2 separate regions of the Homo sapiens genome follow, and region 1 is linked to region 2. Evidence: chromatin loops called from intact Hi-C (ENCODE). Cell type or tissue: PC-3. All regions are shown on one strand. Links, peaks and the distances in the headings refer to the core of each region. The heading gives the core; the rest is flanking DNA. Region 1 overlaps PAX9 (paired box 9). Region 2 overlaps SLC25A21 (solute carrier family 25 member 21).

What was found. Hi-C counts contacts between places; a loop is a spot of excess contacts. Peaks named below come from ENCODE experiments on the same cell type or tissue, not always from the same donor. Only the 100,000 strongest peaks of a DNase experiment are listed, where the experiment ranks them.
Region 1: it touches region 2 in a loop (4-fold over the local background); 5 of 110 quality-filtered maps call a loop at or near these places.

What each region holds. Positions count from the first base shown.
Region 1 is chr14:36,665,040-36,667,955 of GRCh38, forward strand. It overlaps PAX9 (paired box 9), which reads left to right. Exons shown (of 4, transcript NM_001372076.1): 3 at 1,423-1,562. Among named protein-coding and RNA genes, the nearest start is that of PAX9, 4.6 kb to the left of the region's middle. In PC-3, for the core only: a CTCF peak has its summit at 1,433; no DNase peak of the experiment used is centred there; H3K4me3 peaks cover 2,500 bases; H3K27ac peaks cover 2,500 bases.
Region 2 is chr14:36,746,615-36,749,530 of GRCh38, forward strand. All of the region lies in intron 3 of SLC25A21 (solute carrier family 25 member 21), which reads right to left. Among named protein-coding and RNA genes, the nearest start is that of PAX9, 86 kb to the left of the region's middle. In PC-3, for the core only: CTCF peaks have their summits at 1,137 (motif pointing left) and 1,157 (motif pointing left); no DNase peak of the experiment used is centred there.

The DNA.
Region 1 (2,916 bases), core at 149-2,648, 82 kb before region 2:
TGTGCCCACCGACTGCCTTTTGTCTGGGAAGGCAAAGACAGACAGGCAGTTCTGGACCAAAACACAGTTTCCTGGTGCAAATGGGACTCAATCTAATTCTTGGGGGTGGTAGAGGAGGAGACATAGTGAAAAAAAAAAAAAAAAAAAAAGGCTGACAGAGTTTAAAAGAAAACTTTTCCTGCCTAGGGATCCTACCATCAGAGCAAATGTCAGTTGGGAAAGTATTGGAGAATGGAAAGGAGCAACTTTTCCTTTCAGATATTATTGTGATTTTGGATGCCAGCTTTAAACAACCCAGTTTGTGACACATTTGTGATTATAAAAATGATCATTTCTACAAAAATGCTCACTCTTTTAAAGCACTGTGTTAGATGGAAGTGTTTAAAATCAAGTTACAATGGCTTTGCCAAACCACTCCTCCACCCATAGGACCCAAAGACAAACATACATTGTTTGTAGCCTTCACATATCTCTTTGAAACTATACCTGGTCACTGAAAAATGCCAATAATTCAATATTCTCAACCCCAGGTATTATAGTAATTACTTTACACCATACAATTTTCTTTGCATCTCCACCAAGAACAGAAAGAATAACTGATGGCATTACACCTTAACACTTAATTTTACTTTCATTTTCTTAACCTATTTCATTTTCTCTTTCTTGTATATACATTTTTTAAACTCTTTCAGGAAAACCCTGCCACTAACACCCATGGCATGTATAGTGGTAATTGCAAGATTTATTTTTAAGTCATATGCACATATCACATATGTAATGTGTAGAGGTAGTGTATCAAGGGGAGCCCTATGCACACACAAAGCAGAAATCTGTGCATGTATATTTTGCACTGTATCGTGGGAATAATTTAGTTATTTGTTTGCAAAGGACAGTGCAGGTCTTTTTGTTCTCTATTGACATAAGTACCAGATCCCCACAGTGCAGTGAGCACCAGTGCAGGCACCCTTAGGTCAGACGCTCCTCTCTTTCTTTTCAGCCAGCCCCACTGCCAAATTGTTGTCAACCCCCAGTCGGCCTTGGGTTAAGAATGAGGAGGTGGAGAACGGCACGTGCAGCCTTAAGGGTTCCTTCTCCGATTTAGGTTTCTTCCACTCCTTTGCCCTGGGAGAGCAAAGGGGCGAAGGGAAATCAAAAACCGGTTGAAAAAGAAAAAAGTGTCTTCCCTCAGGCGTGGGTCAGAGAATTTGGAAAGGCCTACTCTGAGGGGAGTAAAACTTCACCAGGCCCTGGGCTGGAAGCACAGGAGGTCGCGGCTGGGCCCAGCGCCCTCGGGAGGCCAAGGGCAGGGAGCCGACCCAAGGTCTAAGCCCTCCAGCTCTCCGTCGCGGGTTTGGGTCCCGTCTCAAGAGTGGGGCGCGCGGGCTGGGCCTCCGGCCTGACACCCTCTCTTCTCTCCATCAGTGAGCGACAGCTCCCCCTACCACAGCCCCAAGGTGGAGGAGTGGAGCAGCCTGGGCCGCAACAACTTCCCCGCCGCCGCCCCGCACGCGGTGAACGGGTTGGAGAAGGGAGCCCTGGAGCAGGAAGCCAAGTACGGTCAGGTGAGGAGGCGAGGGTCAGGCCAGGTGGGCCGCGTGGCGGCGGGGATTTAGGCGATGGAACACTTTGTGATGGGTCCCTTTCTGAGCTTCCCGCGAGAGAAGCCCAGGCTGGCGTCCCTTTGCTGCTACGAGCCAGATCCTTCGTGGACTGGGGCGAAGCAGAGGCCTGAGCCTTGGAAGGCGGAGCTGGGGCCTCGACCCCCGCCAGGGGCCGGGAGCGCTCGTCAGGGCGCTGGGGGTCTGGGGCGGCAGCTCCCCGGGGCGAGGCTCTGGGAAGCGCCTCCAGGCCTGTCGGCCTCCGGGAGCTTGGGGAGGCGGCTCCCGAAGCCCTTTCGGCGGCTCTCGTTGGGGGTAGAGTTAACCAAAGAAGGCGCTTCTGAAGGGCCGAGCGGAGCAGCCCTGGGGCCTCAGAGCCGCGCCTTCACGCCCGCGAAACGCGCGCCCCGGGTCTCGGCCCCACGGTGCGACTGCGGCTGCGGGGTCCTCACGTTCGGACTTTCTCTCCGGTGGCTCTCGGACAAACACGCTTGGCCAATCCTGCGGAGAGGGGCACCCAGATAAACGTAACAAAGCTACCATTTTCTCGACTAAAGGTCACATTGTAATCTCCCAAGGAAGTTAGTGAGAAAACCTCAAATTATACGGACTGGCTGTGGACCGTTTAATTTTTCTTTCCCTCCGTCCCTCCCTCATGTCTCCAAAGGAAAATTTAAAACACTCGTGTTTTTATTTTCCCCCCGAGAAAAGCTAAACAACCACCACAACAAAAGCCCCAGATTTAAGTCTAAATTCATCACCGTCCTGGAGTCAAGAGTTCAAAACTCTCAAAAAACCGGACCTTAAGGCAATGTAAGGTTTCCCCAGCAGACCCCAGTAGGTTTGCAAATCTCTTAATCCCAAACTCAATTCCAAAGCCTCAAGCTATTCAGTTTTCCTTTTATTATTTTGAAGACTTAAAATTTTTAATGCTTTTTTGTCTGTCAAAATCAGCTTTTAAAATTAAGTGGAATTTGTTCCTCTTATTCACTTGAAAAAACATCTTAGTCATTATTTTCTGTAACAAATCCCATTTCCACTTCCTCTTCCCTCTCTTATTTTGTTGAAATAGAATCAGAATACATATTAGTGGCTCTCCAATGGCAAATAACACAGAAAATAGCAAGGAAAGAGAGCCCTTTTCCTTAGTCTGTTTCTACTGTGAAGAATGTCAATGAGAAATGATAAGGAAGTTTGTCATTTTCTTTTACTAAACGACCCACCCTTAATTCGTAATTTGCAAAGAAAAGGCAGAATAGTACAATGGTTAGGAGCTCCGATCTCTGGCTGTACGACTTCTTAGGAAAATATTTAATTT
Region 2 (2,916 bases), core at 154-2,653:
CCAGACAGCTCATTGATAAATAAGCCTTGCTGAGGAAATTCCTTGCTCCATTCTGATCACTCTCATCTTCTCACCAGCTCCCCTTTTCTTATCTCCTGTTTCTAGTTTCTGTCCCTCCCATTCATAAAGTAACTATCATTCACATTTTAACTCACTCTTTCATTAATATACTCTGTGCCAAGCACTAGGATAAACACCTTTTTCTAGGATCCTATTGTCCAAAATCAACTAAGACCTTAATTTTCTCCAAGGACCTTTCTCTGACATGGTAGACAAAATGTTGATATTGTACCTGCCTGCATTATTTAACCAAGATGTTGCCTTTCATATTACCTTATAGGTCTGACACATAGTAACACCCAGATAACATTATATTAAATGCATATATGCACACACACACTCTTATACATATACATCTATATGTATACATCAACAAATATATATAAATTCATATACCCAGACATGACTCAGTATCCATATTAACAGTTGGAATGACTTGCATATTTTTCACTGAATTGAATATGTATTAGTCACATGATTACCATATTTAATCCAGGTTATAAACTGCTTAATGGTTATTCCTGTTTTTAATCACCACTCTCTGGCAGTTAGTATTAATTTGATGTTATTTGTCAGTAAAGGCAATATGAGTGTGGGCTCTGGAGCCACACTCTTTGGCCTTAAATTTTGGCTCAACCACATGTTAGCTGTTTACCCAGCATGGAAAACTCTTGTACAAAAAGTGAGCAAATTAATTCCACTGCATTACTAGTGGAAGAAAGATGGAGTCTATGCCAGTTCTCTGTACTAGTGTTTATGGAAATGAATTAGTACATTGTTGTTAGTTGCCTGATTTAACAGCTTGACCTAGCTACAGGGCTAACATGACGGCAGCTGGGGCAGAAAGCCTCAGAATTCAGAGATGTCCTCCACAAAAGGAACCTTAACTAAGTGTGTGACCCAGTGCCTCAGGAATTCACACCCTGTTGTGGAATTCTGCTGCAACCAATTCATACACGTTTGAAGCCAAAGATGCCATGCACTAAGTGCACCAAGCAGACTGTTCCCCAAGTATAATTCACATTTGGAAGTGCATTAATCATGGCCATTGGTTATTATAGTACATTCCAAAATTAATTTCTGGAGGTGCCCCCTAGTGGTATTGGAGTTAAAAGCAGCTCTTCCATTGTCCCACCCCTGCCAAATACCCAAGCTTTGGACCCGCGCATTTTGAAGGTTACAATTTACAGTCTGATTTAGTGGACTTTCAATTCACTAAATTAGTCTCCAAAGGAAAAGTGTGGTGACCGTTTGTATTTCTACAGGAATTGAGACTATTGAGGGAGGGATATGTTAGAAACAAAAATAGCAATTGTGCACAATGCTTTACAATTATTATCCCATTCAATTTTTTACATGACATAGATACTATTCTCTCAGCGAAGTTAAGCAACTTTCCTAGTAGTGAAACAGCTAGTAAGTGATGGAGTTAGGACAATAACAAAGGTCTATTTGACTCCAAAACCTCAGCTCTTGAACACCGTATGACTTCCACGTTCTCAAGGAGTCACTATCAAGTCCACTGGGGAATTTCATTCTACCTCCTGGCTCTAACGCTTCTTCCCTGACTATGCCTCTAATGTTGGCTGAAGGCCTCCACCTCGGGCTCTGTTTGGTTTCTGCACGGAGCTAAAATGCTGGCTTTTGAGGAACGGCTGAGCCAAGGTTTGTCATCTCTTTTGTCATTCAGTCCTCTGCATCAGTTTTTTTAAAAAGTGCCCAAGTCCTTATTTAACTGACTAAAACACAAGTTAAATAAACAGTCACTGAGCTTTCTGGATTTACTGAGTCAACGTCTACATGTACTTTATAGACTTCTGCATATGCACAGTTTTCCAGATCATTTTGAAAAATTAGTTCCTTCATACCACATTATTATCAATGAATAAATAAGGGTTAGCTATTTCCCTACCAAACTCCTTCAGTCAATATCCTATGAGTTGGATAAACTAAGTAGGATTCAAAACACTTGAAAAACAATGCAGAAGACAACCCTAGGGCTTAGTTTGTGGACTTTGTCTGTTTCCCTGGTGATTTCATCGGGTCCTATGACTTTAGTTATCCACCATATGCTGATAACTGTCATACATCTCCAGTTCCTCCAGTCACCTACTAACCATCTCCACGTGGATGTCTAACAGGCATCTTGTAATTAGCATGTTCAAAATGAACTCCAGATTCTCCCTCCACAGACTTGCTCCACCCACAATATTCTCCAGATCAGTGTTAAATCAAGTTTAGCCTAAGCCTGCCTTTTTACATATTTAAAGTTCAGCCTAAGGTTTCTCTGTCTATCATGAATTATTACCTAAAGGGAAGTGTAAACAGACTGCAGCCTACTCTTCTGCCAATCACCGAATTTTGGCCAATCCAATGTGGCCAACTGTTCAAACTGTGTTCAAATAAGGCAGATGCCAAACTATAACCAATCTGGCTGTTTTCTGTACCTGTCTTATGTTTTCTGTATGTCACTTTCCTTTTTCTGTCCATAAATCCTCTACTATGTGGCTGTGCTGGAGTCTCTGAGCCTACCCTGGCTCAGGAGGCTGCCTGATTCGCGAATCGTTCTTTGCTCAATTAAATTCTTCTAAATTTAATTTGGCTAAAGTATTTTATTTTTATCATCAGTGAATAGCAACTCCATCTTTCCAGTTACTCAGGCCAGAATCTTTGAAATCATGCTTGAGTTCTTTCTCTACTTCATGTCTACTATCCTGGTGTAAGCCCTGATCATATCTTACTCTAAACATTGCAATAGTCTCCCAACTGGTTTGCCTACAGTCTCTTCTCCAAGCAGTACCAGAATGCTCCTATTAAAATAAAAAATGGCTCATGTCACTCTTCTGTGCCTAATTT